Regions from separate parts of the Homo sapiens genome. Here all the other regions are linked to region 1. Evidence: chromatin loops called from intact Hi-C (ENCODE). Cell type or tissue: mammary epithelial cell. All regions are shown on one strand. Links, peaks and the distances in the headings refer to the core of each region. The heading gives the core; the rest is flanking DNA. Region 1 overlaps PLXNA2 (plexin A2). Region 2 overlaps PLXNA2 (plexin A2). Region 3 overlaps PLXNA2 (plexin A2).

Region 1 (7,625 bases), core at 1,759-4,258:
AATAGTCCTTGAATATACCAAACTCTCTCACACTCCCAAGCTTTCCTTAACTTGAACAATATTTCTTTGCTTTTTTATTCCACTGGGTGAGCCCCTCCCCTCTCACGATTCACCTAGAGCATCACCTCCTCCAGGAAGCCTTCCTTGACTCACAGGCTATATTGGGTGGTGCCCTCTCCTGTAATCCCAGCACTCTGCATACTGTATTGTAACTCACTACTTACTTGTCTATTTTCCATATGTATGTGTGATAGTGCAAGGATAAGCTCTTTGCTGTGAGCACAGTTGGTCCTCAAAGGCTGTTTGATGAGCTATTTAATGGCTAAGTGGCTAGAACATTTTTTTCATCTCAGTTCATTCTTCCCTCTCCTGTCTTCCTTCTACCTGGCTTGCATCTCTGCCCACCTCTTTCTTATAATTAAATATTAGTTGAGGGACAGAGGCTGAACCCAGACTGTTTGCTAAGTCACCAACAGCTGATGACACAGTCAGCCTTCTCATCACCTGGTGGGAGTTTCAAACCCCAACCTGTTTGCAAGGTGGGGACCAGTCATAACTGGGGGGAACAAGGTGAGGTGAGGGAGGTAACTTGAGGCACAGTGGCAAAGGCTCAGGGAACTTAACCACAAGGCATGCACTCTATGAAGTGGAGATTGCGGCTGAAAAGCTGAGTCCCTGAGCTGGCCTGCTACAGAAAGATCAAAGGGCCAGCTGGAAATGCAGCCAAGCTGGGCTCTAAAAACAGTGTAAAGCTGGGAGGAGAAGGGCTTGAACACACATTTCCCCCAGTGGGTACATGCAATGGCATATGAAAGAGCCTAACACTAACATAGTGAAGACACTAACACTAACATAGTGTAGACACTAACACCCCCAGAACACACAGGAACGTTTGCTCTCATCTCACTCACCAACCCCACCAACTTCTGTTCTCACAAGCACATGCATACTCGAACCCAGGTCAGCCTCCGAGCGCTGTGCACACAGCCTCCATTCCATACACATTCATGGCTAGAAGGAATGCACCCAATGTCATTGCCGCAAGGGGCATTCAAACACATTTTATCAATGGGGAAAATGAGGCTCCAGTTGACCTTGACTCAGATGTGTGGTGAGTGACTCTTGATGATTGGCACAGGCAGACTCTTACCTACTCCTCCCCGGCCACTCTCCCATCACCCCTCTGCCATCCTGCCACCTCCCTCCCGCAACAAACTCCCTGGCAGTTCAAAGTTGGATTCCAAATTTTGTCCCTAGGATCAACCCCATTGAGAAACCTTATCTGACAGACAGCATGTGCCAGTGGCTGGCCAGAACTCACAGGTGGTGAGAAAAAGCCCCCCACATATTTCTGTAAATGAGTACAGCTGGTCACTTCTGGCTGAGGAGTTCAGAGGCCTTCACTAAAGAAATCAAAAAGTGGTGGTCAGCTTCCCACTTCATGGGAACCCTGTGTTCACAAAGATGTCCCTGGATAAAAGGCCTGAGAGGAGCTGTTCAAGCCTGAACCATTTGTATGAGAAATCTGCTGGGGTGGAGACCAACACCTTTCCCCTCCCTCAGGGGCACCCAGAGCCCTGGCCCACATACAGAGGGACCTTGCCAAGTCCCGGCCACGCACCCCAGGACTTCCAATTGCGCTTGTCTCCAGGGGTTCACTGACTTCCCCTTTGCCTCTGCCCCTCTTCCTGATGCATGGTGCCGCTCTCGACACCTCTGAACCTGCATCTTCACACTACAGAAACCGTCCTAGTCATCAGTGGATGGCAGTAACTTTTCATGACGGCTCCTCTGATGTTGCCATCTTTCGTGTTGATCAAAACAACAAAACGAATCAGACTCTCGGCATCTGATTGAAGCCTAATTGGAAATCCAAAGTGGCACTAAATGTTATGGTCTAAATAAAACACATTCAATTACTGAAACTCAACGCAGGGAACACAAGGGAGCGCTCCTGGAAGGAGCTGAAAAGCAGGCTGCAGAGCTCTGGGGTGTCATTCCGGGGCCCCCTGTGTCTGGCTGGATAAGACTTAAGATGGGGAACACAGGAGGCTTTCTTGAGTCTGAGAACCTCTTACTTAGGGCCAGGGATTGAGCTGATATGGGTTTGCATGGTTCACACTTGAAACAGCACCAGAGAAGCTGAATCGGGGCTTCAATGCCTCACATGTGTTCTGCAGCTGCCCTCCTTGAAAAGGTTTTTCCTTTGCCAGACCGACGAGCTTTGGATGGGGGTAAGAAAATATGCAGAGGAGTCATGATGTCTCCCGCTGGGGTCTCTGCATGGGCTCTCCTGGTGCTAGGGGAGGGCGAGCAGTCCAGGAGCTTTGCAGCCACACAGACAGGCTCCTCACTCCCGGCTATGCCTCCTAAAAGTCATAGACACACCTAGCTCAGATCCCTCAACATTGCTGCACCTGGCCTTCCTCATTTGTCAAACGGGGGAGATAATACCTGTCTTCCCAGGTTCTTGTGAAGAGGGGAGATCATGCTCGTGAGGCGCTTGGCTGGCTGCGCAGGAGAAACTCCGCGGTAACTTCCTGGGGCGAGGTGCTTTTTCTCCCTGCATTCTGACCACCTGCAGAGGCATTTCCCCTGACTGTCCATGTAGGGCCCGGGGCAGTGCTTGCTTTCCTTTATTGGTTTTTTAAACTAAACAGTGCACTACTCCAATCTCCTTGAAGGTGTCAAATGAGGAGTTACTGAGTCTGTGCTGGCCTCCTGGAGCCCAGAAAGCCGCCTCTGAACCCTTTTCCTAACTGGGAGCCGGGTGTGGGGAGAGCAGGAGGGGAGGAGCCTTCTGCAGCCACAGGGCAGCCAGGGGGCGCTGTCTCAGGAAGCTGAAGAGGTGTGGATTTGGCTTCAGAGGTGTGGGGTGGAGTCCCAGCCCTGCTGTTGGACAGCTTGGTGGCCCTGGGCAAATTACTTAGTCAGTTTGAATTTCAGTTTTGTTATCTGTTAAAAAAAGGCAAGGACAATAATACTTATCTCATAGGACTGGTGTATTAGCTGAGGCCATGTTTGTAAACTAAAATAAGAAAAACACGGCAAAAATATTAGTTAGATTTCAACACAGCTTAAATAAGGTAGGGCTGAGAGGCAAGGCAGGGTGGTTAAGCTTTTTTTAGGTGTGGCTGTTTGCAAAGCATGACCTGCAGGGCTTGGCCTGATGATGATGTATGGGGGCACAACTGTAAAAATATAATTACTACTACTACCATTTACTAAGCGGGTAGTAGGTTCCTGGTACTTTTCAGAGTGCTTTTTATGCATTAATTAATTTAATCTTCAAACAGATGCCATAATTATGCCCATTTTACAGGTGAGGTAACTGAAGCACAGAAAGGTGAAGCAACTTGCCCAAGGTCACATGGCAGTAAGCAGTAGAGCCAGGGCTTGAACCCAGGCTGGCTGCTCCCCATGGCTGTCAGGAAACTACTGATAGTCAATCATTGTCTGCTTCTCCACATTCGGCTTGGTATACCCTTTCTTCTCCGGAGTCACTGCCCCCTCAGACCTCTCATCTCCTCTTCTGTAAAATAAAGGGCTGCTCTTCACTAGAGAATCTCTGGATAAACCAGCTCTGGATTCTTGTGTTAGGGAGAGGGTGAGTCCCCCGAGTGACCCCAATTAGGGAGGGAACCAGGACAGGTCCCTTCCTGGTGGTATGCGTTTATGAGTTACTTTAATCATTGAATACATAGTACATCTCTTCTACAGCATTGCTCTGATGTACAAATAAATAACCTTATCTTGTGATTTATCTATACATCATTGCGCTTCTCCAGAATTTGACCACCTTGAGGGCAGGGATTCTATTTTATTTTTTGCTATACAAAAGCATACGTAATAGTGCTATTGTTGCATTGAAAACAGCAAAAAGAAATCAAGAAGGTACTTATCTTCCTGGCAGCCCTATTTAGAAGGAGACTTTTGCTGGAATATTACTTAGAAAGACAGCCCTATCTATATCTACATATGCAAATGACTTGTCAGTGGACAGCTCTATGCATTATACATGGTCAACACTTAATGGTCTATTGAATGAATGAGTCTGCATATGCAAACAATATGCAAATCTTTCCCTATTTTAATTTGACCCTTCGGAACATCTTCAGGAACTCTCTTGGGCCTAGGTTGTTTTAATGTTGCTAATTAAAAGTTTTTAAACACAGTGTTCACTCTTGTCTGTGCTGAGTGAAACTGTTGTCAAGTTGGGAAAGGATGCTGGGCTAGACCAGGTTACTCAGGATTTACCCTGATTCTTCTGGTAATTCAGATGATGGCCTAGGCAAATGACTTTCCTCTCTGGAGGCATCAGTTTCCCCATATTTAAAAGAATGAAGGAGGGTAAGTTTCCTTCTGGTGAGACACTGTAACTTCCCATCTCCTGGTCATAGGAACATGATTCTGGGCAGTCAGTGTCATCCTTCAGCAATACCTATCTAGAAAGAAAAATCAAATCCCTCATCAAGGATTAGAGAGTCTCCAACCCCCTTGCCCATTTAGAGAAATGAGGTTTTTGGCACCACTTCTCCCAGCCTGGGCATTGTATTCAATCATTTCTTTCCAAACCAAAGGATTTCAAAATAAGAGGCTGGAGTTTTCTCTCTTAAATACAGCAAGCCAAGTGTCTGATTAATAGGGTGGGTTTGCATTGCCTTTCCCTCATGTGAAAATATTTATTTAAAAAAAATACTCCGATGAGAATATTAATAGCCAGAGAATCAGCTCCCTATCAGCCTCTTTGTTCCTTGACATTTGAAATGGGGGAAAGAAAGAGGAAAAAATCAAAACCCGGGTTTGAGGTGGTCATTGTTGCCTGCACCCACAGCCCCGGGAGGTGGGAGGCAGGACTCCGCCCTTTCTTTGGGAAAGGCACTGATGTGAGTGCTCAGCTCCTGGGCCACACTGGGGTCCTGCATCCTTAACCAGAAACACATGTGCATCAAAGCCTTGGATTGAAAGTGACACATTTTAAAACAAAAGTGCAGCAGCAATTCGCTTATCCTCACTTTCCTAATCCGCAAACTCTGTAATTCTCCCCAAAGTCCCTCAGGCTCAACTCTCCTCCCTGCCCCCTCACATTCCCTCCTCCCCAGAGGCTCAGCCAAGGCCTCCCAGCCCAGGCAGAAGGGAGGTCTCCTGTTACTGAGTCCTTGCCCGCCTTGTAAAAATACACCTTGGCATGCTCTGCCTGCACCCTGGGAAGCCTTATCGCCTGGACTAAACAAATGTGCACAATCAAAATAATAGTCTGAGATGTCAAAATAAATGAGCAGGGGACATCTGGAAGTGTGACTCCCCACGTTTTTTCTTTCCCTTCCCCAAGGTCTTTAGGTGCCTTAGGGACTTAACAGTTCAGTAGCTTTGGCTACAGGTAGAAGACTTACTGCCCCATGTATCACAATAGCACCTCTGAAAAGGATTCTTATTTTTGGTTCTAGATCCGGGTTAGTAGTTGACAGGGCCTCCTCCAAATGGAGGAAACCACAATTAGTTTTCTGGTGCAGCTGCTGGACATTGGTGGATGGTATGCTAAGGGTCTGGCCTGTCCTTCCATCTCTCCCCAGATACTGCGTAGGGTCTTCAAACAATGCAGAGAATTTCTTAGGGGGTGGTGGGGGGTCTCTCCTGCATTTAAGACCTTCAGGAAAGGGTGGCTTTACAATCTTTCCAAATAATTTTTGTTTCTGAAACTCCAAGCTGACAGTCTCCTTGCCCCAACTCTTTTAAATTACGTTAAACAGATGTGGTTAAAAAGCCAGTTTCCTGTAATCCATGGGGATGAGGTCCCACTCCCCCACATACTGAAGGTAAGTCACTGAGAGGCCTGCTCCTGTGCAAGATGAGACAATATTGCCACAGGAAGACTGCCTGGAGAGCTATTTATAAGCAGCATACCCTCCATGGGAAAATTTCCAGGCAGTGTGATCCTGCTACTGATGGATTCCTGCAAACCCTTCCTGAAAGCATTTTCAGGGCCCACAGGCATTTGATAGACCTCAGGTAGGACTTACACAACCTTCAGCAAATCAACAGCAAGCTTTAAAGTTGTCAGTACTTCCCCACATGTTTGAAGAAATCAGTCCAGCTTTGATGACTCCAGCTGGGCGTTGGGTGTTGCACAATGCTGATGGGGCAGCTAAACAGGGTGCTCTCTGGGCCTCGTCTTTCTTATCTGGGGTCAGAATGGGTGCTCTCTACAGTCCTTACCAGCTCTGATGCTCTGTGATTCCATGACCTTGGTAGCTGGGGAATCATGTTCTTAATGTGTGTTCATGGACCACACGCATCAGAATCACATGGGTGTTGGGCAGCAGAGGGAAGAGGCAAGCAGACCGACTGCGTGACTGCCAAAGCCAAGTCACAAAAAGGCGATGCAATTTCTACCTCATTATAGGGAGTACTCACTCTTGGAGTCCTCAGCTGCCACAAGCAAGAATTCTGACTGTCTTGGGGGCCGCCTGCTGTCAGGAAGCCCAACACACATGGCAGGGACTTGTCTAAGGCACTGTGGTCAACAGTCCCAACTGATCCCAGCTTCCACTTCCCAGACATGTAGGGGGAGAAGCTTCCAAATGATTCTAGCCCCTTGTCCTTCTAGTCAGTCCCAGCCATTTGTGTCATCCTAGCAGAGGCTGCAGACATTATAGAATAGAGATGAGCCGTCTTCAGTGCACCGTATCTGAATTCCTGACTTACACAGTCTTTGAGCATAATAAAATGTGTTTTTAAAAATATCCCCAAACCTGGGGGTGGTTTGTTACAAAGCAGTAAATAACCAGAACAGTGTGCCAACTACTAGTACATCTAGGACATTCGGAACTGGGGTCTGAATGTTCACTACCTGGAGAGTGGCAGACCCATCTTTCACAATGAGCGTGAGACTTTGTTACTTACGTGGAGAAACCAGAAATGAAAAGCCCCATAGGTATTCCCTTTCTGGCCCGGTGTCCATGCATGCAGCCCCAGGCTCACAGGTTCCTCCTCCCTTCTCTCCACAGATGCCTGCTATCCTGGCCTTCTGGCCTCACACATCGGCCTGGGGCTGCCTGCCTGTATATTGAGGGGAGCGGGACTGTTTAGTCTGCCAGGCACATTCCTGGATTTTTAAAATAAATACCAGATTATGGGAGACTCAGCTCAGTGCTGTCATTTGGCCAGGCCAGAGGCTTCTGAGGCAGCGCTTGGGAGTAAGCAGGAGGAATGGCAGTTGGAGGCCACTGCCTGAAACTGGGAACTCTGTGCCAGCCATAATTTGTGGTGGAGATGTTTCTAGCCCTTTCTGAAGTTCCAAAGAAGTTCTAAGACTACTACTAGTAATAATAATTACCACCACCTTTTGAAAACACTATGTGTCAGACATGATGCTGGGTGATTTATATGCATTCTCTCAATCCTCACAACAATTGCATTAGGCCCATTACACAGATGATCAAACTGAGGTTTAGAGAAGTTGAATAACATTATCAAAACCATATACTTAGTAAGTGTCTATGGAATGGAGGTTGGCCTGACTCCCACGGGCCAGCTCTTAACATCTATGCTATTTTGCCTCTCCAGGCCTTGAAGTAGAGAACAGAATCCCATGCCCCAGCACCCACTCCAAACACACACACCCA
Region 2 (7,625 bases), core at 2,129-4,628, 52 kb after region 1:
CCAGTGACAGCTTTTGCTTTCCCAGTGAGGGGGCTAGCTCAGGAGATGAAAGTCTGATCCCACTGGCAGCTCCACAGGCTTCCTTTGCCAAAACACACTGTGAAAAGACCCCTGACCTCCACCTCATACTTTCTCTGCTCCACCTCCCGTCAGCCCTGTTTGCTTCCCTCCTCCCTAGAGAGGGTTAGACAGCCCAGTAATTTAGGGATCACTAGCAAGAAAGGTGCAGAGGTCAGAAGTCAGAGAGGGGCTGGGAGGGGAATCTCACCCCTGCTCTCTGGCAAAACCTCCCACCTCTTTCCGCCATCTGTAGACCAGGCCGTTGTGGGCCCGAGTTCACTGTGAAGGTAGGGATGAGGTCCAGGGATGGGAAGTGGCGGAATACAGAGCGATAGGAGGAGAAGCTGTAATTTTAAATTATGTCCAGAAAAATAGCTTTTGGGAGGCAAATGTTCTCCTCCAACTTTCTTATTTTGAAATTTTGCTAGGAAAGAAAATGTTACACTCCCCTGAGACCGTGTCCCATTTAGGAAGTTCTTTCTATTATCTCATTTCAACTCCTCCCTGCTCTAGCTGCTATACAAACAAAGGCAAATTGACTTAGTGTCTCTCCTGTCTCTTTCACCGTGGCCTGTTCAGTCTAGCTCAGCTCAGCTCAGCTCCAGAGCTTAGAACTCAAGACAAAAGGAATCAAACCAGTAGAAGGAGATGAGCAATGGGTTCATCTCTCTTCCTTAAGAAATCAAAGGCCGGGTGCAGTGGCTCACGCCTGTAAACCCAGCACTTTGGGAGGCTGAGGCGGGCGGATCACAAGGTCAGGAGTTCGAGACCAGCCTGACCACCATGGTGAAACCCCATCTCTACTAAACATACAAAAATTAGCCGGGCATGGTGGTGCCTGCCTATAATCCCAGCTACTTAGGAGGCTGAGGCAGGAGAATTGCTTGCACCAGGGAGGTGGAGGTTGCAGTGAGCCCAGATCGCGCCACTGCACTCCAGCCTGGGTGACAGAGTGATACTTTGTCTCAGAAAAGAAAAAAAGAAAGAAAGACAGAAAAAAGAAATCAGAACCACCAAAAAACTGCAAGAGAATTTTTTGGCAGTTCCATAGCTACTGAAAGCGTCTTGCTCTGCCCATGCGAGTGGCAATGTTGGGACACTGCATTCATGGAATGGAGCTCCGGAAGGGCCTTATGAGGCCGTCTCCTCATTTTGCAGATAGGAAAACTGAGGCGTATTTGCCATCACTCTGCTTGTTTGTAGCAAAACAGGGGCTCTCCTGCTTTCCCCTGTAGTTCTGAGCAAGAAAAGGGGTTTGAAGGGCAGCCTTTCAGCTGGGCAGAGCTGTGCGGGGAGTTTGCATCCAGTACTGCTGGGTTCTAGCCCATTCCTAGGTTGGGCAGCTCAGCCTCTCCTAGAGGAGACTCTGGCTGCTGAGTGACCCGGTGAATTAATGCAGCTTCTGGCTAGGGGTAGGGGACAGTAAAAGCCAAGGAGCCAAGATCAGAAAAAGGAATAGCTTCTTCCCATGTGGAATCAAGCTGGGGCTGCCAACCTCCTAGTCAAGAAAGAAAGCTTTTCCTCTCTCTTCCTCCTGTTTACCCACAGCGACTGGGGGAGGCTGTACAGAGAGGCAGGTTGAATGTATTCAGTCTGGGATAGGGAGGGAAAGTTCCTCTGGGGCTCCCCCTTCGTCTAGGGGAGAGGTCAGAAGAACAAAGGTCACAGATGGACCTGCCATGATATGGGAGGAGGCACATGTGTTGCAGTGAGCCATGGAGGGTGGGGGCACAAGAGTTTGGCAACTCAGACAGGGGAGAAGCCACTGATGGCTTATAAACCAGACAAGGTTCATCCTGAATCCGGAGGGAGGGCAGTGAGAGCCCCATGAACTCACTTTCTTGAATGTCACTAACATTTCATTTCACCCTCACTCTGCCTTCCTGTCTCTTTTTTTCTCTTTCTCCCTTAACCTTCCTCAGCAGGGGATGGGGGAGTAGAGGGAGCCGGAAAGGAGGTCTGCAGGCCTCGTTGACTCTGCTGACCATCCACAGCCAGGAGCTGTTGCTGACAGAAAAGAAATGAAGGGGCAGAGATGGGAGGGAAACCAGATGTCCGCAGTTGCAGCACCATTCTGCGCAGCGTCCCCACTGGGGTCCCTGCTGTAGACGAGAAGCCAGAGCCAGGTGCCAGAGAGGGAGAGGGGGGGGTCTTTGGGGGTGGGGGACGGTGCTGGGCCCCACTCCTGCTTATCTACCCCTCAGTTTCTTTTACCTGGGAAACAGATCACCAAGAGAGGCCCGTCTGATGCTTTAAGCTGGGAATTTGGTTTATTCTGGGGCAGATGAAAAAGAAATTGCACTGTAGCATCTTACAAAACTGCCCCCTTTTCAACTGGGACTGAGAGTTGGAGACTTTTCCTTTAGGCTTTCATGGTACCCTAGACTTCTAAGTTATTTCTACTTCATATTCTAGAACTGTACCATCCAGTGTAATAGCCACTAGCCACAGGTAGCTATTTATCCTTATATTAATTAAAATTAAGTAAAATAAGAAATTCAGCTTTTCAGGCACACTAATATATGTCAATCTCTCAATAGCCACATGTAGCTAGTGGCTATTGTATTGAACAGCACAGATATAAAAGTTTTTTCTCATCACAGAATGTTATCTTGGACAGTGCTGTTCTAGGAAGTTTTTACTCAAGTGTAACTTTCATTCTTGATTTCCCCAGATGTTCACATGATAGCCTGCTCCTTAGGAATGAGGGCTAACTGGCCCAGAGGATAGATGTGGGGTGGGTTGAGACAGGGAGGAGGGAAGGGACGGGTAAGAATGTTTATTCTGCCAACCCGAAGGTTTTCTTTAGACTCTGAGTCTCTTTGCCAGTCCTAAGCAATTTAACTTGCCTGGGGAGGAAGGGGGACGCTGTCTGTAGCAAAAGAGGAATTCAGGTGGTAGCTACAGCCAAATAGGTTTTGCAATCATATTCTGCCTCCCTTCTCCACCCCCTGCTTAAAAAAAAAAAAACCAAGGAAAGTATACCAAGGCCAGCCCTAGATAATGTGGGTGTGGTGTCATTACCCTGACTTACTCATCACACCCCAGGGCCTCTACAGGGTTGGGTGTAGGCAGGGATGGAAGGGGCACACAGGCTGGGGATGAAGCAAGCAGTTATGCTTCAGTCAATCTTGAAAGCTGTTGACATGATGGAGATGGAATGAGAGATGTTAAAGCCAGATATTGGGCACACCCAGCAAAGCCTCCCGCCCAGCTCACCCTTGAGCCTGCGCTGCTTTACTCACATTAAGAGATCCGCTGGTGCAGAGAAATCACAAAGAGTACACACACACACACACACGCCTCATGCAGTTCCAGGGAGATTTCTGGAAAGAATCTTTAGCCCAATTTCTCAGTAAGCCTCAGCTGTTCCCCCAGGCTTAAGCGGGGGGCCAGCAGATGGTCCCAGCTAAATAGGCAAGCCTCCCAGTTCCTCTAAAAGCAGGGTCTGGGCCCTTCCAAGCCCAACAGTCCAATTAAGCTTTTTGCCCACAGGTGGAAGCAAAAATGAATTTGGGGCCATTCTTCCCTTCTTTTAGGCATGGAGCACTCAGCCCTCCCATCAGCCCCCTCCCTACTCCTGGCATTGGCCCATAAGGAATCCCTGCCTCTCACACTCTGCTCTGAACATTAGGTTCCTCAGGGATCAAAGACTCCCAGAAAGATTTCCTTCTAAGGTGTCTTCTAGGCTGCAGGGATTTGACTGAACCGTTCAAAGGAAAACTCCTGGCTTGGCCTTGTTAAGGAGGCCCTCTCAGTCCAGGAGGTGGGGCCTCTCAGGATTAAGGCCACAGATCCAGGTACCTTCGATGATGTTCTTATTTCCTTTTCCCAAGGGCCAGAAAGTGCTGCAGGGAGATCCTGGTGCCCTGCTCTTCTCTAGAGGCCTCTCCTCGCTGCAGAGCTCATTGGCATGACTGGCATAAATATATCCATATATCTCTCTATAAATATACATGTCTTTAGCTATATATATCTTTTCTTCTAAAGACTTGGCAAGAATTCCCTACAATCCTTTTCCATGACACTATAGAAAATCAGCAGAGTCATCAGTTTGATGGTTCCCACAAAGACTGCTTGGGGTTGACCTCTGCAAAGCTCCCTTGAATCTTGCTTCCAGTAACCCAACCTCTTCAGCCCTCGCCAGCCCCCAACCCCCTGGCAACACAAAACACAACTCGATTTCCTGAAGCTGAAGCTGCCCCTTTATTCCTTGTTGGTCTCTGAAAGCAAAAAAAAAAAAAAAAAAAAAAGGAAAAAAAAAAAGAAACTATCACTTTTGAGCTATTGTCTTAAGAGAGTAATAAGCTTTGTGTTCCTCCAGCTGGCTGCAAAAGGGAATTAGTTGTGCAGTGGGATCCAATGGCACTTAGAGACAGGTGTGGCAAGGAAGAGGTGCTGGTGGTTTCAGAATGGGCCACATCTCTGTGGGTGAGCAGGAGGGCAGGGCAGATAGAGGTGGTGTCTATCAAGACTTAGCAACCACTGGGGCAGCAGACTAGATGTAGCCCTCCCTGCAATGACTCCTTGCATAAACAGAAGAAACACCAGTGTACACGCACAGGTGGGGAAAGCATCCCCATGACTTTCTGAGGGAGTTATCACTAGGCACAGATTCTGAGAGCGCTATCTTCATCACCCTGCATCATCATTTGTTGGAAGGAGGCCCAGGAGGGTAGGAGGAAAAGGCTGGCTCCTCCGTCTTTTTTAAATCCATCTTTCCTTCTCCACCATTAAAGGCTTGGGTAGGTGGAGACAACCCCTGTGACTTCTCTTTGAGGTATTCAGATCCTAGCCACATGTTGACACCATATTTAATCCTGAAACAGGTTTCCTTTTCTTGATTTTTAAAGTGGGGGTTGGGAGAGGGGGTTCATAAATAGAGAATAGAAAATGCAAAGGAATAAGAGAATCAACAGAGAAATGTACAAAATGTAATTTGGCAAAAAAACAAACAAACGGAAAAAAACACAATAAAACCAAAACCCACAACCACACCTCCCATAGCCTTTCTTGTTTTGTATTCTCTCTTTTTAAAGTTGGGTTGTTATCTTTGCAACAGAGAATGCCAGCAGGTGTTGCTGGCAGCTGTTTAATGACAGTGTCAAGAACATCTTTCAGAAAGGTAGGCTTGGAGGCAGGAGGCGGTGATGGAGAAAATGGGATAGGGGGAGAGTAGGTGGCCCCACATCTGTAGAGAAGTAGCTAAGGAATGAAGGGCTGTCCTGGGAATTGCAATGTTATTTTATTTTTTTTTTTTTTTTTGAGACGGAGTCTCGCTCTGTCGCCCAGGCGGGACTGCGGACTGCAGTGGCGCAATCTCGGCTCACTGCAAGCTCCGCTTCCCGGGTTCACGCCATTCTCCTGCCTCAGCCTCCCGAGTAGCTGGGACTACAGGCGCCCGCCACCGCGCCCGGCTAATTTTTTTTGTATTTTTAGTAGAGACGGGGTTTCACCTTGTTAGCCAGGATGGTCTCGATCTCCTGACCTCATGATCCACCCGCCTCGGCCTCCCAAAGTGCTGGGATTACAGGCGTGAGCCACCGCGCCCGGCCTGCAATGTTATTTTGTACAAAATCCTTCCTGTAGGAAGGTGGGGGAGGGACAAGAGACATTTTTCAGTTTTTTTGCAGACCTAAGAATTTTGAACCAGAATTACATGCAGCTTGCTGTGTCTCTGGACAAATATCTTAGCTCCTCACTCAGCATCTACCACTTTCTTCTTTATTGTTAGTGACTGTCATGAGGATTAAATGAAAGGACCTGGAGACCCTTAGAGAAGGGTCCCAGCAGTCTCCAGGGGTGATTAGCCCTGCAATTATTCCACATCTGGAAAAAGTAATAGCTCCCAGACTGGCAGGGTTATGTCATGGACCAGCAAGAGAAAGATGGTTTTTGTTACATAGCCCAGAGAGGCTGATCTTGGTTCTGTGTGTGTGAGAGAGACCGTAGGGAGGCTGGATTTGGAAGGGAGGGAAGCAGGAGCAACAGCCTGAACAACAAATGCGCTCCAAAGAACACCACCTGAACAACTCGAGCTCTGAAATCTTTTCTGCACTGTGCTTTCAGCTTACTTCCCTAAAGCTGACTCATGAAAGCAAACCTGAAACTCTCACAAGATAAAAAATTTTTTAGAGACAGCAAACCAGCCAGTGCTATGCGAAGACGTCTGCAAGGTACTCTGTCCTATCTGGACTGTTGTTTCCCTTACTGTTAGCACAATGACCAGGATCTTGTAAAAGTCCCTGGCAAGTATTTTCTCCACCTTCAGAGCATTACCAGGCCATGTACTTGCGGGATAAAACCTGCAGGTGTTAGGTTCTTTCTGATGCTGCTGATCAGATGGGTCAGGTAGCAGAGAGAAGGCAGCACTAACCCTTACATTTGTGCAGTGGTGTGCAGTTACTGTTGCTTTCACACGTATCATCTCACTAAATTGCCCCACGATCCTGTGAAGGAGGAACTGAAATGATCAATGTCTCCATTTTAGGGATAAGAGAACTGGGGTGATTTCCCCAAGGTCAGTGGCTGTAGAGCTGGGACTGAGCTCAGCCCACCCGATTTCTGGGCTTCTCTCCCCCAGCTCCACATTGCACCACCACCAGTGACGCGCACCTGAATATTTATGAGAATGGAGCCCCCAGATCACGTCTTGAGGGGAAGAACAAAGGAGGCAAGCTTATCTCATGCCTTCAACTAGGCACCTGAGGAAAGAACCCATGTCCTATTGTCCTTTACACCTACTGTAGCCCAAAACCTACAGAGATTACATGTCACGAGGTTCTAGCAAGATAGGCTGAATGCCTGCTTTAGGGTAGGATAGAAGAAAAGACACAACAAAGGTATGGAGCCCTCATGGAGGCTGTGAACTTTGAGCCACAAAACTAGGGATTTATGCCTAGGATCCACTGCTTACTGACTCAATAATCTCAGTTCAATCCATTTGCAAAATGGAGATATAGGCTGGGCGCAGTGGCTCACGCCTGTAATCCCAGCACTTTGGGAGGCCAAGGCAGGAGGATCACCTGAGGTCAGGATTTCAAGACCAGCCTGGCCAACATGTCGAAATCCCATCTCTACTAAAAATACAAAAATCAGCTGGGCATGGTGGTGGTTGCCTGTAATCCCAGCTACTCGGGAGGCTGAGGCAGGAGAATTGCTTGAACCTGGGAGGCGGAGGTTGCAGTGAGCTGAGATGGCACCACTGCACTCCAGCCTGGGCATCAAGAATGAAACTCTGTCTCAAAAAAAAAAAAAAAAAGAAAAAAAATGGAGCTATGAATCCCAACCTCTCAAGCTGCTATGAGAACTAAATGAGAGGAGAAATGTGAGAGTATACTGCATACTGCAATGTGTAAAGTTGGATCTTCTGGACCCTGCAGTTTCAGAAGTCACCAAAGATAAGATGGCAGAGGGTTGTGGAAGCTCCTCTTCTTCTGTAGAGCAATGCTTATGTACTCCAGCCCCAGATGGGCTGGATGTAGTGCACCCAGGAAAAGGGATAAGCCACCTTAGGATGGAAAGGACCTGGTGCATGGCAGGTTCTCTATGAATGAGTTTCCCTT
Region 3 (7,625 bases), core at 1,720-4,219, 110 kb before region 1:
ATCCCAGCACTTTGGGAGACCGAGGCGGGCGGATCATGAGGTCAGGAGATCGGGACCATCCTGGCTAACATGGTGAAACCCCGTCTCTACTAAAAATACAAAAAAATACAAAAAATTAGCCGGGCGTGCTGGCGGGTGCCTGTAGTCCCAGCTACTCAGGAGGCTGAGGCAGGAGAATGGCGTGAACCCAGGAGGTGGAGCTTGCAGTGAGCCGAGATCACGCCACAGCACTCCAGCCTGGGTGACACAGCAAGACTCCATCTCAAAAAAAAAAAAAAAAAAAAGAAGGATGTATGGTTCATTCTCTCTCCTGCTCATTTACCTATTGTAATACTTAGTCCATTACATACATTACCTTATTTAACCCATATAAAAACCTTATTGGATGCATATTATTATCCTCATTTTATTGATTTGAAAATTGATGCACAGAGAGGTTATATAACTTGCCCCAGACCATACAGCTTGAGGATGGAATTCAACCCGAGGCAATCGGAATCCAAAGCTTATGCTCTTAGCAGGGGATACATGAAACCTAGCAATTAGAAAGGAGTAGGGGTGAGGAATCAAGATAAATGAGACAGAGACATAAAGCAAAGCCAGGAATAAGATGAATGCAATTACATGCAGTAGAAATTTCTGTGCATGTGCTTTGGTGGGCTGCTCATTTGGCTGCTGACAGGTGGAAGCCTCCTCTGTCTTTCAGCTCACTTGCTGAGCTGAGATGTTTGGCAGCTCGTGGTGTTGATATGATCAAGCGCAGACAATCAGCAGCACCCATCTCCCTAAATTCTCTTGAGTGTCTTATCATGCAGGTTTTACCCTCAAATTGAGGAAAATAGGTCTCTGAGAATTCTACTGACACAGTTTGGCAAAATTATTTTGCATTTGTGGTAAAAATGAGATAGAAATACCCCTAATAAAAGGGATGAATCTTTTTCTTATAGAATAATGATTTGGTATTGGCATTAGAGTGTAAACCCAGGGAAAGCTGCAACTTCAGGACTTAGCTTTTCCCTCCCTTTGTGTTCCTAATAGTACCTAGTCTAGTGTCATGCTCATAGCAAGTGAGGAAGAGATATCAATTGCATTGAACAAACATGACTATTGGTGAATGAGGAAGAGTGTCTCCATAGGATCTTCTTGTTACAAGAGGAAGGATCCATTTCTGGGGTGGACTTCCAAGTATTCAATGGTTCTAGAGCTAATGAAAGGTAGTGTGGAAAGTGCAGTGGAAAAAGCCTGTGCAATGTGAAGTCTGGAATCAGACCTCTGTGGCTCTACCACTTTGTAACTGTGCAGTCTTAAGTAAGTCCCTTAACCTCTCTGAATCTCAGACTAAAAAATGGAAAACTCTTATCATGTGAGCATGAGAAGCCTACAAGGGAGGATGTTCCAGAGCCTGGCATTTGGTAGGTGGTTCCCAAGTTCCATTCATTCCATCATCTGTTTATTCAGAACATACTCAAGGGGCATCTGCTGTGGGCCAGGGTCTGTGCTCTGTTCTGGGAATACGACAGTGAACAAGACAGACCACCTGGTAGCTTCCATCCTCTTCCTTTGCTTCCTTGCCAGAGGATGGTAGTTTCTGCAGCAGGTATTTAATAATAGGGATACCCTAAGTCCAAGTTGTTGAGGGGACAGATGGCGGTGGGGTGAGGGGAGCAGCAAGAAGATTGGAGAAAACTCAGGGAAGTAAGGATCCTGTACTGAGAAACGTCCTCCTCTGTCCAAATTTCCCTGTATCCCAGCCTCTTGTGAAGCCAGGAGCCCAGTCAGGCAGTGACAGAGGCAAGACTCATCTAACTGCTCTGTCCCACATTGGAGCTCACCAGGGCCATATTGTTGCTTTTACTGAGAAAAGACACATTTTTCACTGCTAGACACTCGAGTGCCTCCAGGGTTCTAGGTTTGCATTTCAGAGAGAAGAGGAGGATGGTTTAAAGTTAGTAAAAAGCTCTGGTGCACTCCCCAGGCCCAAGGGTGCACTCCCCAGGCCTGAGGCCCACTGTGTTGTTGAAAATGACACACTAATTACATGCAGACCTCAGCACTGCACTCTTCTCCTCTCCTCCTGACTCCTCATGGTGTTATGTTTGCATTTTTCTCACCCTCAGGACCAGCTTTTGCATCTCTCCATTCCATCTGGGAAGGGTGTGTGTGTGTACATGTGTGCGGTGTGGATGGGGGACCCACAAACACTGTGAACTCAGAGGCTGCTAAGTCGGGACTAACAATCTTCCCAATTATGATCTCTTTGAAGCTGTAAGCACACACTATGTTTACCAACATGCACTTGTTTACATGTTTTGTTTTACAAGTCCCAGGCCCCATTCTCCCTTGTGTGTTGGCTGTCCATGTTAGACTGGAGGCACTCTGAAGGCAGGGCCTGCACCTCATCCTTCAGGAGGCTCTACTCTTAGTGCCTGGTATAAGGTTGAAGACCCAGAACTCTCCTGGTCCCATTATCATGGAAATAGTGAGCAGCAGTTTGCTTGCATGCTCAGTTGAGATGTCAGATGGATACTTGAGTTATTCTCATCTATTTCTCTTACCAGAGAGAAGAAGTGTCACCCACACATGTTGGAACACCAGAACGTAAAATAGATGAAAGTACAGAGGAGGGGAGGAGGCATGACCTCCTAGGGTTAAGGGACCCCTAAGGATTAGGAGTCCTAAGATCAATTCCCTACCTCTCAGGCTTACTGTGGAATTGTGATGTTTCTGCTGCCTCTGGACTTTGTCTGCCCAGCTACTGTTCTCCCCTAGGCAGGGCCCGCCTTCTTGTCTTACCTGCACTGGATCTAAAAGCACACACTATCTGGCATCTTTCCCTTTATTTACCTTTAATCCTTTAACTGAAAATGACCAAAAAAAAGCAACCATAAAACCCCTTCTCAAGGCATGGTGAAACATTCCTTTTTAAGCAAGCCTATGCTTTTCACTACACTAAAAGGTTGATGAGGACAAGGATCATGTCTTTCTCACTTATTATGTTATCCCCCAGCACTTACCACAGTGCCAGGCCGTGCTTAATACGTTTTGTACAAGCACAAGAATGCACTTTGTATACATGAATGTACAAACACATGAAGAACATGTATTAAGCATGGAGGCAGAGGAGGATCTCATTCTTCTGAGACCTCCCTTCTCTCCTGGGAAGGGGTCCTAACTCATGGAGTACACTAGCTGCCTCCAGTTGGAGGAAAGCTGTATTCTGAGGTCTTGGGGCTAGGGGGCAGTGTTCACCTGCTGGTATAAGCCACGGTATCTCGTGTGTGTGTGTGTGTGTGTGTGTGTGTGTGTGTGTGTGTGTGTGTGTGTGTGTGTGTGTTATGTTGATGATGATGACTGGTACATTAATAAGCTCTGGCTCCAGAGAGAATTCTAAAACTCCCTCAAAACAACTTAGCTCATATTTCCATGAGTACCATTCTTAAATATGCCCTTAAAATGTTATTCTGCATATATGCTGCTGAACAATCGGGTTTATTTAAAGATTTAAGGTTTTTTTAATTCAGTAAACTTTATTTATATATAACAACAGTACAAATTGTGTCCTCAGCTTGCAAAATAGGAGTGTTTCATATTTACAATAGGTACACAATAATATATTAGAATAACAAAAAACCCCACTTTATTGGAACATTTTAAATACTTAATTTTCTTACAGTTTTTATTCCACAACACCTGTAAAAACAACAAAACCAGACAACCATCATTGTATTTTCTTAAAAATATATATAATACAGATTCCAGTGTGTCAAGAGGAGTGGGTTTGAGCAGGAAAAGTTGTGGGGAAAGGCAGGTGGGCTCCGGCCCCTAGTCTCATGGGATAGAGAGCTTGTCCCTTCTGCCCTTACACACGCAAGAATATCTGTTCTGTTTGGGGGGAGTATTTCCATTCTGCCTGCCACCTTCCATGCCAAGATGAAGGCCAAATAAGTCAAAGTGAGGACTTTGAAATGCAGAAGATGTTTCCTACCTTCCTTGAGGCCAGGGTAGGAGGGAGCAGGCTGCACTGCAGCAGAAAGAAGACAGCTCAGGCTGAAGGGAGAGCTTCTCTGCTGTGAGAAGAATGAGATGTGGGTGTCCACGAGAGGCTGAGGAATCTCCAGTTTGCTTATTGGGTGGAGGCCCTGTATGCCAAGCAGTGGCTGTGATCGTGTCTCAGGACTTTCCCTAGCACTAGTTAGAAAATACCAAGAGTGAAACTTTATCCCTCATTCATGGGGATCACTGAGCTCCAGATACTAAAACGTCACACTTCAGGGAAACTAGGGAAGAGAGACTGAGTTATGGAAAGGATGCTACCATTTTTCTCAAAGCATGTTCCTGAGACAAGGCGTCGGAAGGCCCTGAAGTTCATCTCCCAAGTTCCCCGTCGATCTGCTCCCACAGCCCTGTGTCTGTGAAGCCACTTTGCATTTTCTCACCCACTGAGCCTCCTGAGTCTCAATTCTTTTCTCTCTGTGCCCAGGCCCCAGGAGTCTCATGCAAGACACAGCGTGGCTGGGAAAAAAAGACGGCCTCTCCTGGAGCAGCTGCTGGATCAGTATTTACCAGGAGCAGGTTAATGGGGGCAGGCGTGGCAACCGGGATGCACCTGGAGATTTATCAGCCAGAAGCTTTCAAATGCTCCCTATTTGTTCTGCCCAGGCCATTCTTCGTCCAGCACTCATCCATTGCTTCTGTTTCACGCTCAGCAGGGCCAGGGGTCTTGACTGCTATTTCCTGTCCTCATTTGGTGGAACTGAAGGAAGGTCAGAAGCTCAAGCAGCAGGTGAAGTGCAGCCAGAAGAGATGGTGGCAGTAGAAACAAGAGCAGCTCTCATCGCTGGGGGAATGGCCCCAGAATAAGGTAAGGCAGCTGGGTTGGTCTGCTTTCTTCCTTTGCTGGACCACTTTTCCTACAAAACTGGTACCCTGTGCCACTAGGGGAGGAGAACTGTTGCCTGCTAAGTTGGTGGCAGGAACCAGCTTCCTGAAGGATATAAATTCGCTGGAAGAAAGACCTTGGTTTTGTTCCGTGCTGTTTTCCCATCTCTAGAGCAGTGGCTGGCAGACAGTGGCTACTCAAGAAGGTTCCCAGATGAATGAATGCAGGAAACAGTTCCCTCCTCCAATGAGATTAACAGCTGATCCATGCTTTTAATGACTGAACTCTGTAAAGAGGGGAACCCTCTGCCAATGGGGGATCAAAATGGTTTTGAGAGCCCTGCTGTGGAGAGAGGTAGGACAGCAAGCACAGAAGCACCTGACCCCATGCAGAGGACGGGAGGCAGCAGCAGGGGCCAGCTGGAGGGAGTGCTCTCCATTGCCCATTAGCATCCTCTGTCTTGCCAAGCACCCTTCTGGGGTCCTCTTCCTTTTCCAGAGCATTGTCTCTTGTGCAGATCAATGAAACGAAGCGAAGCTGGATAGACTTTGGAGAGAGACTTCCCTCTCTGCCTCCCCCAAGATGAATGGCTTCTTGTGGAGAGGAGCTGTGGCTTTAACACTTCATCCTTACCCAAGGTCAAAATATCCTCAAATTGGATAACAGGGAGAAGAGAGGCCAACCAACTCCCTCTTTTTCTCATCCAAAGGGTGTGGACTTCATTGGTTCTTGGTGGCCCAAAGCGAAGAGGTGTGGAGGAGGAACAGGTGGGCAGCTGGAAAGGGGGCAGGGCCTTATAACCTTTCACCCTCATGGCGTGGCTTGAGTCCAGCTTTTTCCCTTTTCTTAATTCCTTCCTTAAGGATGCCCCAGGCTACTTCCTTTGTCAGCCCAAGTTCCCCAAGTCTCTCATGGAATCCTGAGAAATGTGGCCAAACCACTCACAGCCAGCTCCGGCTCTTCACTCTCCACCCTCCAATTGGCCATTGCCCCATCATTCTCCACGCTCTCCACAAACCTTCAAGGAAACGCCCCAGGGGCAGTGAATCGTCTCCAAAAGTAACTGCTGGGAGATGCCAGGTAGATGCATTGAGTTAAGGGCTGGTAGAGATGCTACTGAGATGTCCGACTGCCTTTAACTTCTTGGTGGAGCAAAGCCTGGATGCCAGTCTGAGCAGCCATGCGGCCAGAAAATCTTCACCCAAACAGAGCTCAGAAGTTAGATGGGGTGGGCTGAACTTTTTTACAGGTAGCATAAGGTCTCCTGGTCACACTCTTCTTACCTATATCTCCTTTCCTTTTATCTCCATAAATTATGGGCTCTGCGCTGATAAGCTTTGAGTGCTATGAAGAGCAAACACTTTGGCTTAGTGCGGAAGGCCAGTCATTAGTATTTCCTTCAGGCTACTAATAGGGCCTGAGAAACTTTAAAGAAGTGGATTTTCAAAAGAAAGTGGCCTTGGCATGGCTGGTTGTGAATTATAATGAAAACAGCAAGTTTCCTGAGTATTTTGCTGAATGCTTTTCTCTTCCCATTTGTCAGCCGCATTCAGGCAAGAAACTAGAGCTGGGGAGACCGGGCAACGTCTGCTGTGTGGTTAGACAGCGATCCAAAGCTACACGCCAAGGATGGAAGCCAGACCTCTGCGCTCCCCTCCCCCAGCCCTCTCCTGGGAATCACATGTGGTCAGCAGGGCCTTTGGAAATTGGAACCACTTGGAGGTAAAGCAGGGCACGGAGAAGCTGGAGCCCAGAGTTAATAACAGAGAAAATGACCCTGGTCTAGTCTCTCTTGGAGGAGCTGGTCTAGCTTCCCAGCATCATAGCCTAGGATTCCTGACCCTTTGAAAAGTGAGGAAGGGCAGCTTGTTCCTCTTTGTCTTCCCCAGTCCCACACCTTTGCTTCCACTTGTCCTCCTACCCCCTGACTCCAGTGCTGCTTGCAGAACAGTTGGAGCTGGCTGCTCGGATCCAAGGTAATGTGGGAGGCCTGGACACTCTGATGGCTATCCTGGCCACCAAGGTCCTGACACTCACAGAGCGCCTTTCCTCTCGATGACTCCCACTGGCTTCTATGGGGCCTTTGGACCTGGGCATGGAGCTTTGGTCTCTTTGTTTGGAATCTACACTCAGGAGAATTGGTTATCCATAGTTTTAGGCATCATCAGAAGAGACAGAGAAGGAAAGTCCAGTGAGAAGTCATCCACTTGTCCTTCACACTCACAAGTCCGTGAGAGGCAGAAAGAGAGGCAGAAGGTAGTAACGTGGGCATGCCACAGTCATTTCTACTGAGGAAGTGCTGTAGGCCCAGATGGTCAGGAGCTTCCGTATATGAGCGAAGGGTGGTCTCCCCTCTCCAGGCACGAGAGAATGAAAGAAAGAAAGCATAATAATAAATACTGCAGCTTCTGTAACCTATGCTCTTCAAGTATTGCTTGCTGTAAACAGTGTTTGATTTTTGTTTTCTTTTTAATTGCCAGGGACCACTGGATGATTGGAGTGAACTCCAAAGTCAAACACCTATGTCTCCAAATCAACTTTCAAATGGAACCTCGTGGAGGCCTGGCCCACACACCTCCAGGCCGTTTCCCCAGGGTGCCTGGTTTATGACAGGGATTGATATGAGGCAGGGCTGCCAGGTGTCTGGTCTGGGAGAGGCCCACCTCACCCCACTTCTCATAGTAACTTTAGGGAAATTGAAAGGAAACATATCAAAGACCAGCTCCTCATTTGTTGAGGTTTAGGA

The links. A loop is a pair of places that touch in the nucleus more often than their neighbours do. Peaks named below come from ENCODE experiments on the same cell type or tissue, not always from the same donor. Only the 100,000 strongest peaks of a DNase experiment are listed, where the experiment ranks them.
Region 2: it touches region 1 in a loop (7-fold over the local background); 15 of 110 quality-filtered maps call a loop at or near these places.
Region 3: a loop joins it to region 1, with 6 times the contacts of the local background. A loop is called at or near these places in 3 of 110 quality-filtered maps.

The regions. Positions count from the first base shown.
Region 1 is chr1:208,129,546-208,137,170 of GRCh38, forward strand. All of the region lies in intron 4 of PLXNA2 (plexin A2), which reads right to left. LOC124904500 (a long non-coding RNA gene) reads left to right here. Exons shown (of 2, transcript XR_007066851.1): 2 at 1-4,196. Among named protein-coding and RNA genes, the nearest start is that of PLXNA2, 110 kb to the right of the region's middle. In mammary epithelial cell, for the core only: a CTCF peak has its summit at 2,815; a DNase peak (open chromatin) is centred at 2,866; H3K27ac peaks cover 792 bases.
Region 2 is chr1:208,181,406-208,189,030 of GRCh38, forward strand. The region is part of intron 3 of PLXNA2 (plexin A2); the gene reads right to left. Among named protein-coding and RNA genes, the nearest start is that of PLXNA2, 59 kb to the right of the region's middle. In mammary epithelial cell, for the core only: no CTCF peak of the experiment used is centred there; a DNase peak (open chromatin) is centred at 3,126; H3K27ac peaks cover 1,584 bases.
Region 3 is chr1:208,018,754-208,026,378 of GRCh38, forward strand. PLXNA2 (plexin A2) reads right to left here. Exons shown (of 32, transcript NM_025179.4): 32 at 3,489-7,625. Among named protein-coding and RNA genes, the nearest start is that of LINC02767, 64 kb to the left of the region's middle. In mammary epithelial cell, for the core only: a CTCF peak has its summit at 3,233; a DNase peak (open chromatin) is centred at 3,308.